2 separate regions of the Homo sapiens genome follow, and region 2 is linked to region 1. Evidence: read pairs that join two places in POLR2A ChIA-PET (ENCODE). Cell type or tissue: PC-9. All regions are shown on one strand.

What was found. ChIA-PET counts read pairs that join two places held together with the same protein. Peaks named below come from ENCODE experiments on the same cell type or tissue, not always from the same donor. Only the 100,000 strongest peaks of a DNase experiment are listed, where the experiment ranks them.
Region 2: POLR2A ChIA-PET joins it to region 1 with 19 read pairs; 2 of 35 experiments call an interaction of 5 or more read pairs at or near these places.

The regions. Positions count from the first base shown.
Region 1 is chr4:167,409,861-167,417,860 of GRCh38, reverse strand. No RefSeq gene overlaps it. Among named protein-coding and RNA genes, the nearest start is that of SPOCK3, 180 kb to the right of the region's middle. In PC-9, no CTCF peak of the experiment used is centred here; no DNase peak of the experiment used is centred here.
Region 2 is chr4:167,230,695-167,238,694 of GRCh38, reverse strand. It overlaps SPOCK3 (SPARC (osteonectin), cwcv and kazal like domains proteoglycan 3), which reads left to right and starts at 4,201. Exons shown (of 11, transcript NM_001040159.2): 1 at 4,201-4,245; 2 at 4,522-4,710. The coding sequence starts at 4,522. In PC-9, no CTCF peak of the experiment used is centred here; no DNase peak of the experiment used is centred here; H3K4me3 peaks cover 1,671 bases.

The DNA.
Region 1 (8,000 bases):
CAGGGATCCTGGACTTTGCAAGCTTGCAACACTGCCACTAAAGCCTCTGTCCTTCTCTTGTATTTCCTCTCCTTGCCTTGGACCTCTTCTAGATCCCTATTGTAAAAGACCAAAGAGGCTATTCTCAGGAGGTTTTCTGCACTGCTCTCTGGTCCTACAGCTTGCTTTAGTAGTTTCCTTCTAATATCAGGAGCTGCCTATGTAATAAACTTGTCCTTCAGGATGAGCTGTTCTCAACTGAATCAGGGGATAAAGAGGTGTGTACCTCTCTCAGCTTTTCCATAAAGGCTGTGAGATTCTCATCTGGTCTTTGGTCTATCATGGACAGTTTAGAGTAATTGAGAGGTTGGTCCCTGGTTTTCTGGAGGCCCCCTATATGTACCTTAAAAAGTGCTTCCTTTTCCATTCATCTCTTGGGTTATCGGAGTTTCAATCCAGGTTGTCTACTGGAACTGCTTCCCTTACTAGTGGAAATGGAGTTTCCACTTCTTCCTCACCTTCCCTATCCCCTTTTCCCCTTGATCTGCTATGGGAGGCATGTTTCTTGTCTCTGCATTTTTCTGCTGCCTTCAGAACGGCCTCCTTTTCAGCTGCAGTGAGGGTCTGACTTAGCAGCAACATAACATCCCACCTTGTGGAGTCAAACATCTGAGTTAAATTTTGGAAAATTTCTATATACCTAATGGGGTCATCAGAAAATCAGCATAAGTCTCCCTTTATTTGCTTAAGGTCTTATAATGAGAAGGGAACTTGAACTCTCATGGCACCATTTCTATCAGGCATTTCCTGCAGAGGTAAGAGTGAAGAGGGGAGAGTAGGATATACTGGAGATGGTGGAGCTGGAGAAGCTGATGGTACTATTGTAGGGAGACTGGAAGGGTTGGGAAATTCAATAGCTGTCTCAGATTGCTCCTCTGGAACCTGTTTTATCTCTGCAGATCTATTCCCTGTGGGCTTGCCTGCCGTGGCTGCTAAAAGGGGGGCTCCAAGCCGAGAGAGGAAACCCTACCTGTGGCAGAAAACAGTTGGTTATATTAGGAGGCTGGAGGAGGCAGTGTCTGATTTACACAGGGCCCAGGGGATTGGATTGACAAGGTATGTCATTCATATGCCTGCAAAAATACTGGCCCTCTGGCCCTAGCCTTTTAATATGCAAATTCAGGGTGCTATGATGTTGTACACACGTGCACACATGGAGATATCTGGGGGCGGCCATGATGCTTGGCACACATGGTGATGAGAAGAAGGCGGGAATCGCCATATTGGATGGACCCAGTTTCTAAAGGCTGGCATTTGTATACCAAAGCTTGCTGGCCTGGCCCTTCAAATCATTTTTCTGCTAGAAAAGAAATGTTTCTGGAGCTGCTTTAAAAGAAAATAAAACCTTACCAAGGACCCCTTATCCTCTCTATCTACCTGAAATAATTTCTTCATAACTCCTATAATAAAAGATGAGGTGTTGAATTATGATCCTTCTTGTATGAGTCTATGGAGTAGGGATTAGCAAACTTTTTCTGTAAATGGCCAGAGAGTAAATAGTACTGGCTTTGCAAGTTTTATCATTTCTATTGCTGCTACTGAGCTCTGACATTACAGCATGAAAGCAGTCATAAACAATATGTAAGCTAATGGGTGTTGCCATGTTCCAATATAACTCTATTTAAAGGAGCACAGATAGAAAGCACGGAAGATAATTTATGTATAAATAATATTTATTCCTTATATGACTGCTGCTATTTTTTTGTTTGCACTAAAATTATCAAATTATTATGACAACTTCCTTGAGAGAATACTAACCTTTCTTCATCATTTTACTTTAAAATATTCAAAATGTTTTAAGTATGCTGACAATAATTTAATAGCATTAAAATGATGAAATGGTGAATTCCCGAAAAACTAATTCACACCCACAGCTTGTTAGTAAATGAAAAAGCTAGATATTAATTATAGGGATTAACATTTAGTATGTGCCAGATCACAGAAATGTTCAGCAATTTATTTAATCTATTTGATTTTAAGCTTCTAATTTGAAATATTAGATTTTAAAGTTAAAATATATTTAATGTGAATTTTACATTAAAAACAAGGATCTTCCTCACTTAGTGAGTGTTGTCACATTAAGGTGAAGACCTTGAATTCCCATGCACATTGCTGAATTGCAACTGGGAAAGAAAACTCGCTAATAAAATTGCTGATTCACGTAATTACGAACAGAAATAAATTTCATAGTCATAAGCAGCGATGTGTCACTCTTGTCATCTCTGCCTTATGCATTAATTTTTTGTTTACATGATATAATTTTATGACTCTAACTTTAGGGTCTCAATTCTAAAAATTAAAAAAAAAATACTAACATAACATCTTAAATTAACAGCCAAGAAAGGAAAAGGAAGTGAGTGTAAATAATAGGAGATGCTAATTGCATAATTTTACTGTTCAGAATTTGGAATAAATGTCTAATTATTCCATTTTTCTAATACATTTATAGCATAAAATTAATAAAATTCTGAGTTTTGTTAGGTTTAAGAGGAATTTAACATTTTATATTCAAAAAAGACTGGCTTTATTTAAATTTTATGAAAATGTGCTTTGATGTATTAGTGTCTATAGGAATAATTTAGCAACCCTTCGTCTGTAGTGTAATTCCAGGGAACTTCTTTAATAACCTTTGCTATTTTAGCACCTGTGAAAACAATGTTCTTCTAACTTACACTTTTAATTTCCATTATCTTAATTTGCATCTATTAAACTGTCTCATTTAAATTCATAGTTTTTCATTAAAAAGACTTAACCAATGATATGGGAAAGATGCGCTGAGGACTTTTTCCCCCAAATCTTTGTCACTATGAATTCCATCCCTTACTAAATCTTGGGTAGAAATTTTATTCTGGGCAATATATTTCCAAAGGATAAAATTTGTTTGATTAAGGAAAACACCAAATGTTTTAAAATTAATCTCTCTCCTAAACTAATAGTGTGAGTACTCTTATAATAAGTCAAAATACAGCAAATCATATATAGAAATAAAGAAGGGGGCAATTGTAGGCCAAGAGCATTTTTATGTGTATCATAATACTACATCTACATTGAACATCAAGAATGTCATACCCTTCACGTCTACTGATTTTTCATCCATATCTTTATCCACAAAATACTTTGGGACACTTATTTTTAATTTTATACTTATATTCCCACATACTGATTTTACATAGTTATCCACAAATATCCAAAGTTTTAAAAAGAGCTGTGTAGAAGCTTATTGGTTTTCCTTCATATGTTAGTAAAGATAATGACATTGTCCTTCTTGACAAGGATATATACGTGATAAAGATGCAGTTTAAAATTCTAACATCCATTAATTAAGTAAATTTAGAATACTGATCGTGTCCTTGAAGTGCAGATCATTGTGCTGGGGCTTGTGTGAGATAAAACCTTGAAGTTTTGTCTACAAAGAAGTCTATGTTATAGAAGTTACACTGTAGTAGAAGAAATTTGTAGTCATCATTTTATGTACATTTTGAATCACAATAACCCACTGCACTTTTGTAGCTTCTGTTTGGACTACAGGGAATAACTTTGTACTGTGTGGTCTAGCAATCTAACAGGGTTTGATAAAAACAGTTGAATAAACTGTTTCCAGATGGCTCTGTTATTCCCCTTCACCTTTAATCCCCCACTTTTCCCAACCTGAGGCAACTACAATTCTGACTTCTATCACTCATTGGTTAGTTTTTTCTCTTTTTAATCATTTTGTAAATATAGGCATATAAAGTACACTATTTTGTGTCTGGCTTTCTTTGCTCATCATTATATATATGAAATTTAGCCATGTTATTATGTGCATCTTTTCTTGTATTTAAAAAAAATCACTGCATGACGTTTGCTTGCATGAATATATCATAGTAGCATATTCATGTGGTTATTTGTGAGCTTAAGTTTTCATCTGATTTATTCATATCATGAACAAAACTACCATGGTTTGGATATTGGATATAGATTCACTATACTTAATAGTGGAATTTGCTGATTTAACAGGTTGGCAGCTGCTTAGCAATAGCAGATAATGTCAAACCATTTTTCAACTATGTAATGATATATCATTGTAATTTTTATATGTATTTCCCTGGTAATTAATAAGACTGAGCAACTTTTTATATGCTTAACTGAATTGTGTTTTTAAGTCTTTGTCAATTTTGTTTTTTAATTGAATTGTATTTTTTTCATATTTGCTTGTAGATTTCTTTAAATATTCTACACGTGTTCTTTATTATATATATTAATTATAAAACTATTTTCCCAAATTATGGCTTGTCATTCTTTTTATCATGCCTTTTTAATACAAATTCTTAATTTTAATTAAGACCCCTGCCAATCTTTTGCTTTAGGATTAATGCATTTTATAGTTTTGTGCATTGTTTATGAAATCTTTGCTTACTCCAGGATCATGGATATATTCCCTATCCCCTAGAAGCTTTATTGTTTACCCTTTTACATTTGGTCTCTCATTCTTTTCTGATTTAATTTATTTATTATGTGATGTGGAAGTCAAGTTTCACTTTTTTCATATTGTTATCCAATGATTTAAACATCATTCATTTTTGAAAGGCCATCTTTTCCCCCACTGAATCGCAGTGGGCTTTATTTTAAATTAGGTAGCAATACATGTATGAACCTTTTTGTTATTGTCGTCGTTGTTGTTTAAATGCTTTATTTGTATATCTTTGTGCTAATCTAGCTTTGTCTTACCTACTCTTCTAAGCTATTTGTGATAAGCTATTCTTGAGTTTCTAATTTTCAGTGTTTTATAACTTTAAGTATATTACAAAATGGTACTTTATATTGCATTCAAATACCTTCCTAAATTTTAGAGCTATTTTCTAGTAGTAACAGTCAGAGCTAGTTGATTTTAAGACTAGTTATCTGTGGCATACAATACCAGATGGAAAGAAGTAATTGTGAAAAACAATTGGTCAGGGGAACTACAACCACTATGACCAGCTTTTTTCTTATGCCGGACAGCAGACTCAAGATTATGACAACCCCCCCCCCCAATTCTGAATAATATATGGATAGTCTTTATTACTTAGGATTTAATGAAAATTTTAAAAAGATAATAATTTACTTAAAAATGCCTGAACTTTTGTCTGAAGTGAAACTGTGTACTGAACTTTTGTCTGAAGTGAAACTGTGTATATTTGACTAAACAAATGACAATTCATAAAGAGAGGTGTTTGTATGTATTTTGTTTTTCTGTCAAAGAGTATTGCAGAAATCTATAACTAACATCAGTAATGTAATCTAGTCTGAAATTACTTCTAGAGGTCCTGTTGATTTGCTTCTGAGTCATGTGCTAAATTATTTTATTCTCATTATATGGAAATTAAGTGTAATTGCTGCAAAGCTTTCTTTAGTAAAACTGATAATTATATTAATTCTCAACTATAGCAAGTTGTGAAAAATTTGCTTAAAGTAAGAAATCTTTATTTTTAACTTTTCAATAGAGGCTCTGTTTTCTTCCCTTAAACTCTACATTCTAGAGCATGTTTGCTGCTGTTCCACTCCTTTTGCTAAATCTGAGTGAACCAACTGCAGGAAGGAAATTTCTAGATCTCATCTCAAATGTGCTATAGAGTTATTTCCTCGGCACCAAATGAAAATTTCTTTTCCCCTCTTGCGTGCTTCACCGTCTACTAAGGTATTCCAGGGCAGTACAACAGGTAGTCAGGAGTGCTTTGTGATTAGGTGTAGCAAGTTACCTGGAGCTAGTAAATTCCAATGTCTGTTACTAATCTCCTCAAGAAGGTGGCTACTTGAAACATTCGTTTACTTCAAGAAATATAAATCGTATTTTCCATATGTTCATTAACAGTTGTCTCAAGAAGAGCAAATGAACAAAATACTCCATTTGAGATAGTTAACGTGAAAATAGATACAGAGATAAGATCATGCTTCAATGGACTTTTCAAAATACACCATTTAGGTAATCTCAGTTCATTGACGTTCACTTTTGCTTTTACAGACTGTTTTCTAAATCACAAATATAAAGGAAAGATTCTGAAATAATCTTTTAAAAATTAAATGTTAGAGAACAAGAACAGAAAAAGCAACACACTAGTCACAGTATTTGAGTGTCTTGTTTTAACTTTCATTTTGATTTGTAATGACTGTAGCTTCTCCATCAGAGTTGATGAAAAGGTCAAGAAAATGGTTCAAAAAAGAAAACTACTGGCCTAAGAACAGAAAATTGTCAAAATAATATAGTTATTTTCTTTTCTTCTTTAAAATTGTTCTTTCTTTTCTCTTCTGTTCTCTCCTCTGCTCTCTTCTTTTTTCTCCCCTCATTTTCTGTTTTCTTTTTCTTTCTCTCTCCTTACTTTTTTCTTTCTTCTTCTCTTTCTTCTCTGCCTAATATTCAAGTTTCTGATGTCTGTGTATTTCCAGTATTGTTTTTGAGGGTAAGGACGGCACATATGTGGCAGAATAAAGACAGCTACCATAGAAGTGAACATCTATATGCTTCTTATTCTAACAACAAAGAAATGTCTCTGCATACCTTAAATGTGTCTCATTTAAGTAAAAAGAGGACGAAACAGAAGAAACAGAATAGAAATGTTTTGTATTATTAGTTGAGATTCTGAGTTATCAAAAACTTGGTACATTTTCTATATACATGCATTAGATCGTTTAAATATATTTCTTTACGTATCCAGAAATTTTTCTGTTAGACTCTCATTGCTGGTTTCCACATCACACTAATCACATATGTGTAAATGAGACTCATTTCAGTCTCATTTCTTGATCCTCCGCATTGTTTTACATTATCTCTTGTCCAAAATACTCTTACCAAAGTTATCCTAGACTTCCATAGTATACACACTTATGAATTGTTTCTATTTATCTAGCCATTGCTTCACTTTCACTATATTAAAACACCTTTTCTCTGTCTTTAAATATTTTATTAATAAAGATCTCTGCCTTAGCCCTAGGCTTTTCTTTTCGGATGTTTCTACTCTCAGTGACCTTATCAATTTCCTTGGTTCAATTAGTAGGGTAATGCTTATGACTTCAGTTTGCACCTACAGTCATCCATTTAAAACGTTCAAATCAGTATATCCAACCTGCTACTAGAAATTTTGTCTGGCTGTCTTATAGGTAATGCATTCAGTATGTTCACCATTGACCTCATTACTTTCCAGAGCCCTCTCCTACCCAACTTGCAAAATTTGCTCCTCATTTAATATTCGATTTTGGCCAATGGAACAATCATTTATTTGCCTCAAACAGAAACTTTAGAATCACTCCTGACCCTTATTTTCCTCTAACCTACAATACCCAGTCCATATAAATAAACACCAAGCTTTTTAGTTCACTTTCCAAAACACCTTTAAACTTGTCTATGTATCTCTAATTCCACTAACATATCCTATTCCAAGACATCCAAGATCTTTTCTTTGAACTATTATAATAGACGGCTAGTGAACTTCTCTGTGTCTAATCTTCTTCTCTTCTAATCTATCACACACTGATAAAAGAATGTGATCTTTTAAAGTACAAATTCTGTCAATTTTTGGCTTATTAATTGTTTTTCAGAAAAAGTTCAAATATTTTAACATGATTGTCAAAGCTCTCTGTGATCTACACCTGCCTATTTGTTAAGATTCCATGTGTTATAGTGAGCAAATTCCTACTGAAACTATTATAAGCAAAATATGAAACTTTAAATGACCCAAGGTAGAATATATATGCATGGGAGAATATATATATGGTATATTGCCAAGTTAGAATATCTATCTATCTATATAGCCAAGATTAGAAAATGAGGTATCTGGTATAGTGTAGAAGATTCTCTTTTCAACTCTCATCTGCATATCTTGAGTGCTCATCACACATTTTTTATGAGTTTAGATTGGCTTATTCTGTGTTCTATGGCACACATTACAACATAGATACTGGTTAGCACTCTGAATTTTACGTTTTGTTTGTTGCAGGGAACAAATAAA
Region 2 (8,000 bases), 180 kb after region 1:
CCTTATAATGAAATATTTCAGAAATGGCCAAATTTTGTTTTTAGGTTAACTCATATATCATTAAACTACAGCTTTGGGTGAAGTCAGACACTTGGAAATCCCTTAATGCACATGTCTCCTTACCTTCCACCAGCTGGGAAGGTAATGGGAAGCATGTATTCCTACAGGGAAGACAAACAACACTTGCTTGATTGGCAAACACTTTTGCAATAAGGAGAGAGAGGCAGTCTTGGTTAATTCTCTTCTCAGCCAACCAGTCGGATTGCCTGCTGGGCTACTGGCTTGATGCTGCTGAGATGAAAGATTCCAGTGGACAGGGTCATCATTTGAGTCAGGGACTAAGGTGCTCATTATACAAGTGGAGCTGCTTCTGCCTAGCTTAGCAAGCTCCCTGAAGTAGCCATTCTCTCTTTTCCTGCCTTTAATTATAGATGAGTCCTAGCTCTTACTGAAATAGAGATAGATAAATAAATATGCAACAGGTGGAGAAGGAAAGATATGGGGGCAGAAGAATTAAAGAGCATAAACAGAAGATGATTCAGAGATATTTCTACATAGAGAAAAAATATCTAGAAACAAAGTAGCTTGATCATTCTCCAGAACTTTCCTTTGCACTTAGTAGCTATAGGATCTTAGGCAGTGAAGGCTAAAAGGTATCATGCATGTAAATTGCCTGGCTCTGTGTGTGGCACATGGAAGATGTGCAATAAATTGGACCTTTCCTGCATATCCTCATGTTGGTTACAGATAATGGAGTAGCATGCTTTTATAGTTGTTGGGGAAAAAAATAACCTATGAAAGACCACACCGTGTGTGTGTGTGTGCACGTTGTGCACGCATTTAAATAAATGGAGTTATATGAAGGTCATGGATCCAACCTCAAAGGCGGTTAGAAATGGACCAGCTGTCATTATATATGCTTAGCATTTTTATTTCTAGAGCTGTGTCATGTCTGAAAATGAGGGTAAGGAAACCTTCAGAAGAAATACATTTAATTAAAATAATACCTATCAAAAATGTTCCTTACATCTTTCATGATAGATATTTGTGGACTGATTTACTGAACGTTTAGAGAGAAAGAACAACTAAAGGGACAAATACACAAATATGAAAGCAAAGTTCAATCTAGCAGTGGCCTCAGCATTGGCTTTTCATAATGTATCTAAACTATGTTTCTGCATCAGGTGGCAGAATGACAACAAAGGGGCTGGGAATCTGAAGCCCTGTGTCTTGCTCTGAGTTCCAATTTTGTAAAGCATGATCTGAAAAATAAAATCAAGTCCCAGCCCTGGCACCAGCGTCTCACTTTACCCACCTCATATGCTGCACCCCACTTTCTGCGTTTTTGGCTTCTCCAGTTTTTTAGACTGGCTCTCCATCTATCTGGGAAGCAGTCAGTGAAGTATTTCTTGTCTACTCACCTACCTTGACATACAAGGCTCCTGACTACTCTCTTCCAATATCTTACTGCCCACCTAATACTCTTCCCTTATTATTCTCTGCTGTGTTTTGCTCTCAGCAAGCTTTCAATGAATCCCCACTGAGGTGATAACTGATAACCAAGGTGTTAACTGAAGTGTGAATTCTCCTAGGATTATTTAAACCTTGAAAGCAGGCTGTTTGAGGACCAAAATATTGATATATAGAGAAACTGATAGAAACCTTTCCCTGTGATTAATAACATCACAACATCACACCTACTAGACTTTGACTCTCACTACCAACATGCCCACTTAGCCTAGACAATGGCAATGGCTTGGAAAGAGAAGCTTAAGGAGCTGTAGGAGCAGTCAGGTGACTGGACCACACCAGGCCAACACAAATACACTGTAGACAGGCTCACTCTGCCTCTTTTGACTTTAGAATTTTAAACTTGCAATTTGCTAGTAAATCCTACTCTATCTTCAGATCTGTAGTTTAAAACCCTATCAAAGGCATTTCTCCCAAGATGAATTCAACTGTCATTGTTTGTTTTCAACAAATTTCACAACTTGGAGACGTCCCTGTGGAGCTGCAGTATGGGAAGCTGCCAGTGAAAGCTAGATGTGAAAACATGCTCTGAACATTGGAGAGTCAGCCACAAAATAGACGTATTTGGGGGGGAAATGCTGTATAAACATAAATATATGTGCTTCCATAAATCTAAAGGTGACCATGTTGGCCTTAGATGGTGCCAGTTATTGAGCTAAAATGTATAGCAGATGCTGAAGGGGATGAGTGTTAGAGCATTATTCCTCATCAAGTATTTTGTAGCTAATAACAACTATCTTTTTAAAAGGTAAGTTACAAAGGTTAGAAGGTCATTTTTACTTTTAGAATTACTGACTTCTGCCAAGTATCAGTTTCTTGTAAGAAACAATTTCTGTGCTTTCCCTATTAGACTTAAATTTAGAAATAATGAGGTTTTAAAACATGATGAGATATTCTTATTAATAATAAAGTATTTCTTCAAATTTTGAGGAAGAGAGCTAAGGATGAGAGTGTGGGAGGTCAAAGGACCAGGGGTCAGGAAAAGGTGATAGTGGAGAATGGACCACCTACTATTGTCTTAATAAATTTACTAAACAAGAATTTAAATATGTAAACTACATGGTAATAACCCTCTGTGAACAGGCAAAAATAAATATCTTTGAAGAATTAGCACACATCTATATTCTTAAAGTTTTCTGACATTTGTTCGTGTCAATCAGGGCTCCCATGAATTGCAGTAGTATGTTCCGTGTTTTTCTCCACTAATTGCATTCATCACTGTAGAAATGGGGGGAATTGAGAAAAACATCTTTTTCTGAGTTAAAAATAGTAATAGAAATTTCTTTCCTATATAAATATTACACTTATATTTCCTACCATACATATTATACATTTATTTTGAAATATTACATTAAAAAAGGAAATTAACATTAAACATTGAGTTTGGTCGTTTTGTTAATATAGATTGCAAAATGTTAGACGAGATTGATATGGAAAATGTGTACTGCTGCTATTCGAATAGCTTCTGAAGTTTTGGAGGCTACAAGAAATGTTCAAAGGTCGTAGCTTTGGGAGATGTAGTTTTGGCTGAAATCTCTAATAATTCAAATAGAGATTCATAATGTTATTGCAGTCTATTGGCTTGCAGACATTTCTTGATTTATGTGTAATATTCACTTCACCTAAATTCTCTAAATATGAGAGATTCTCTGTATCAGATTTTCTCTACAAGGGGCTAATTACTGATTTCCTTCCAGTTTATTTAGAATATGTAGAAACGACATGGAAAGCCAAATATTTTGTCATAAATGGAAGTTTGGAATACAAAATTGGTGTTCGGGCTTCAAAACTGTCTTATTTTGCAGGAGGGAGACAGTAGGCTTTTAAAGTTTCCGATTCAGGTTCTACGTTCTAAAATAAAGCTGCCAGGGAGTTTTTATAAAGGGAAAAATGCAGCTACAGTATGTAGGAGATATAGGTGTTCTCAAACGCCCTACCTCGTTATGCTTCTGTCTCTCAAAACAAAACACACACACACACACACACACACACACACACACACAAAGGAAAAGAAAAAAAGAAACTGCAACCTTTAACATGAAAGTTTGCTGTCGGTAGTAATCCAGAAGCTCACAGCAAACTTTAAATTTTCTGAAATTAAACAGATCTCCCAAGACCTTGTGGATAGATGGCCTTTCTTTAGGGAGGAGCTGAGTTCAGGAGCTTTACAGGGTAGGAAGTCCAGGTATTCTTATTTATTAATGCATAAAGTTTTCCTCAGATCTTGTTTCTCACGTCTGCCTGACAACCCTGGAAATTGTGGAGCAGAGGCAACTGCGAGAGATAGTACACTTTGTGTTAAATCCAGGAGCAGAGAATGAGCAGGCTGTCTCGCGAACATGAGAACCTCTTCTGGAGGGGAGAGGTTACAAAGCAGATAAGGATTCCTAGGCTAGGAGCTACCTCGTCCTCTGGCTCCAGCCAAGCGTCCTATCCGGAGCCAACTGTAGCTGGGATCCAGCGAGAGGAAGGTGGGATAGGAGGAGGTGGAAGAGGAAAAAAACGGAGGTCGGGGAGGGAGGGGGAACGGAGGGGAGTAAGCTGGAGATCCGCGCGCGAAGGGAGGGTGGAGATGGGGGGAGCGCGCCGGGCGCAGGGAGCTGAGTGGACGGCTCGAGACGGCGGCGCGTGCAGCAGCTCCAGAAAGCAGCGAGTTGGCAGAGCAGGGCTGCATTTCCAGCAGGAGCTGCGAGCACAGTGCTGGCTCACAACAAGGTGATGTGCCAGGAAGCGGTTTTGTGCCCGCTCGGGCTGCTGCGGCTGGGGCTTGCTTCCTTATACCCACCTCTCCTCCTCTGGGTCTGCGTGTGTGTGAGTGCCCGGCTTTTGGGGGTAAAGCCTGCGGGGAGGGGACACGCTTGCCTCTGCTTGTCTCCTCCTCCCTCTACCCTCGTCGTTGCTAATGCATGTTTTCCAGGGTCGCTCCTGGCTTCGTACCCCTTATTTGACACTGACATGCCCCCCCACCCCCCGTTGTGTCTCCTCTCCCAGATGCTCAAGGTGTCAGCCGTACTGTGTGTGTGTGCAGCCGCTTGGTGCAGTCAGTCTCTCGCAGCTGCCGCGGCGGTGGCTGCAGCCGGGGGGCGGTCGGACGGCGGTAATTTTCTGGATGATAAACAATGGCTCACCACAATCTCTCAGTATGACAAGGAAGTCGGACAGTGGAACAAATTCCGAGACGTAAGTTCCGCGCACCCACATCCCCGGGCACACGCGCGCGCTGCTCCGAGGCGGGGGCCGCGGCCGCCGGATGTGGGTGGGGAGTGGGCTCCGTTTTCTGAGGAGAGGGGTTTAGGGAAACGCGGCGGCGCAGGGCTGCTGGAGAAGTTCACAGTTCCGCTGCCCCCTCCCAGCTGGTTCAAGGGCTTGTTTCTTGGATGCACAGGAGTTCAGGTCTCACCAGGTTCACACTCTTCCTCCCCCACCCTGCTCTCCCCTGTGCCCCCTCCCGGCCCACAAAGGTTACAAAGTGCTGGCTCTAACCTCTCAACTTTTGAATGGTGTTTCTGGCACTGGTAAACACAGCAGATGTGCCTTTGCGATGTATCGCTACTAAAGTAACTAGGATCGATCCTGTCACTAATGGTCCATTAAGGAATTTGAGGGAGGAGGTAGGAAGATGTAAGATTTATAAATGCCCGCTCTCCAAGGGTGGGAGGATGTTTGGCGGCACCAGTAAGGACTCGTTGAACGCTCCCGCTTACATAAAATTGTCGATCAGATTTGTGCTTCGACATGACTTTAATCTAGAACATCTTTGCAATGCATTTGATTATATTTTATTCCAAAATGAATCACTGCCTTGAACTCTGCGGGAAGAGGTTGCGAGGGCGGGAGGATTGCAGGTGACAGCGATAAAAGAGTTAAACCATAGACTCCCCTGGGGAGTTTTCAAAAGGGTTATTAAGAGGGAGCCAGGTTTCCACACTTGAAGCTAGTGGCCATGGCTTGCCAGTCATTTTTATTTTCCTCACCTGATCTGAATGGAGCCCAGTAAGAGCTGCTCACGTACAGAGCACGATACAACTGGAAGCCTTGAATTTGGTTGTCCCAGTGAGGAGGCCGCCCTGTTGGCTGAATACCGCCCCTAGCCCACCCTTTAAAACGCGGAAGGCCTGAACTGGAGCGAGAGTGGTTCCTAGACACATTGCCAATCCTTACCGTGACATTTGAGAGAATTTCTCGTGGAGTCCATCTGCAGTGCACTACGTGGAGATGAGTTAACTTCTTTCATCAGCTCCGACTCAGTCACCATTTAGGAAAATAAAAGGGAGCCTAGGCTAGCTTTCATCCTGCCTCCTCTAACCCATTCTCTCAGCCTCTCCATGAAGTAGCTGACAAGCCAAATCTAGCAGAGGGATTCCTGAAGAAACACAAATTTTTACTTTAAAATTAGGTTTAGCCATTTGATTGAGAATATTTAATGGAGAACCTTGCCTACATACTTCATGAACAAAGCTTAAGCATCATTTTATTGCTAAATAAATGCCCTTATAAAAGCATACCCGTTGCATATTTGTTTTAAGTTTACACCAATATTGAGTACAAGCAAAAAGGATAGCGAGTGAGATATTCCTAAACCTAAAGAAAATTTGTTTATCATGCCCTCATTTGGCAAAATCAAAAACAAAAACGAAAATTGAACACTTCATCAGTATTTGAACAGTGTTTGACATTATGACATTTCATTATTTAATGGCTGCTTTAAAATCTTCTAGAAATGAATTTTTGAAAGACCTCCCAACAATGGGATATATTTAGTAGGTAATACTGGTTGCATGCTGTTTTCTATTTGTTTTGGGTTTTTTTTTTTTTTAATAAAATCAACTACACAAGATTCCTCGCTGGGAGAATTGTAAGAGTATTACTATCTTCAATGAGAGCAGAGATAAAAGCTTTCTTCTCTAAAATGTATTTTAAATTTTGAATAACTTAGTATTCTCTTATTTTATTCAAATTACTTTATTAAATTATTGAGGGACTTGGACAGTTTGTGAATGTGTTTGACTTAAACTATTGAGACAAGCTGAGTTGCCTACTATAGAGCTAAATATGCTAGAATTTATGGAGTCAATTTCTATAGAGATGGAGATTTTATTGCTATATCATTCTCAGTTATTCTAGGATCTCAAGGAAAAAGTCCATCAAAATTGTACATAAATTTTAAAAAGGATTTACTGATACATTTTATGCAAATATCTGTTTTGAAGTATATGCAACACCTAAAAATAAATATTGATTTATTTGAAAAACTTTCATCAGGTTTTAGTATTACCATTTTAGTAAGACAGTTATGTTTTTGCAAAGATGACTTCTGGAGGGAATGGAGCGGATAAATGCCATCATTTTTTACCCTTGAACCACCTGTTGCTTATTATTAACATGATGAAAGGTATGCTGACAGTGTGGTTTCTCAAATAATAATTCAGAATGCATAATATATAATCCTTATCTAGACCATCCACCCCACTGCTATTTATGTATATTCTTTCCCTTTTGGGGAATCATTAGCTTAATAATCTTTTCTGTAGCTCTCAGGATGTTATTTTTCAGTTGGTTTTCAGCTGGAAGCACATGGCGATAAGGCATTACTTGAAATAATACTATACTGCATGAATCTACCTTTAAATGTTCTGCATGAGCATTCATATCTCAAATAATGATTTATGTACTCACTTTATATGAGGGCAAAGAAACATGGAATTCTGAACCTCTTATTTGAGAAACAATTTAACTGAAGTACTTTTGTGCTTTTTTCCCATAAAATATAATTAATTTTATTTATACAAAAGCCTTGGAAAGCATCAGCATAATTATTGCTTGGATTAATCCTTATGATTATTTTTTCTTCCGAAGTGACTGTTTTACATAATCAGCACTGTTTAACAAGTGACTCCTTAATGAAAGTTTGAACTGTTCTTTCTTTTGAAATACATTTTAAAAGTATCTTAAATAATATTTAAAAATACAATTTAGCATTATATTTTAATTGAATAATTTTAAAAATAAATGTTACTCTTTATATATTTGTAATATACGTATGTAAATATAATTGATTTACAATAAAGCTTTAGGAACAAAGAGCATGGATAGAGTTACGAGAGAGTAGGTGAGCATAAAAACTACTGCCGTTGAGGCTCATTTTCTTGATTTCCTCAATATAAATGCTAAAGAAGCAATGAAAGCAAAGACAAGCTTACAGTGAATAGGTATTAACACAGGAGAAACAAGCTTGCAATGAGTAGGTGTTAACACAGGAGAAACCTCAAGTATTTTTGACTGCTCTATGCTAGCAATGTCTGTTGAATAAAGTTTGTTACCTTTGTTGTCCTTTTGAAGGACGCTTGGAGTGTACGATGCTTAATGTTATAGACATAAAGAGCTTTCACTGTTTTGAAAATTATTAATTTATTTGGTTATTAGTATAAAAATTCTGATAAGGATTTTAATATCTATGTCTTAGGAAAGCA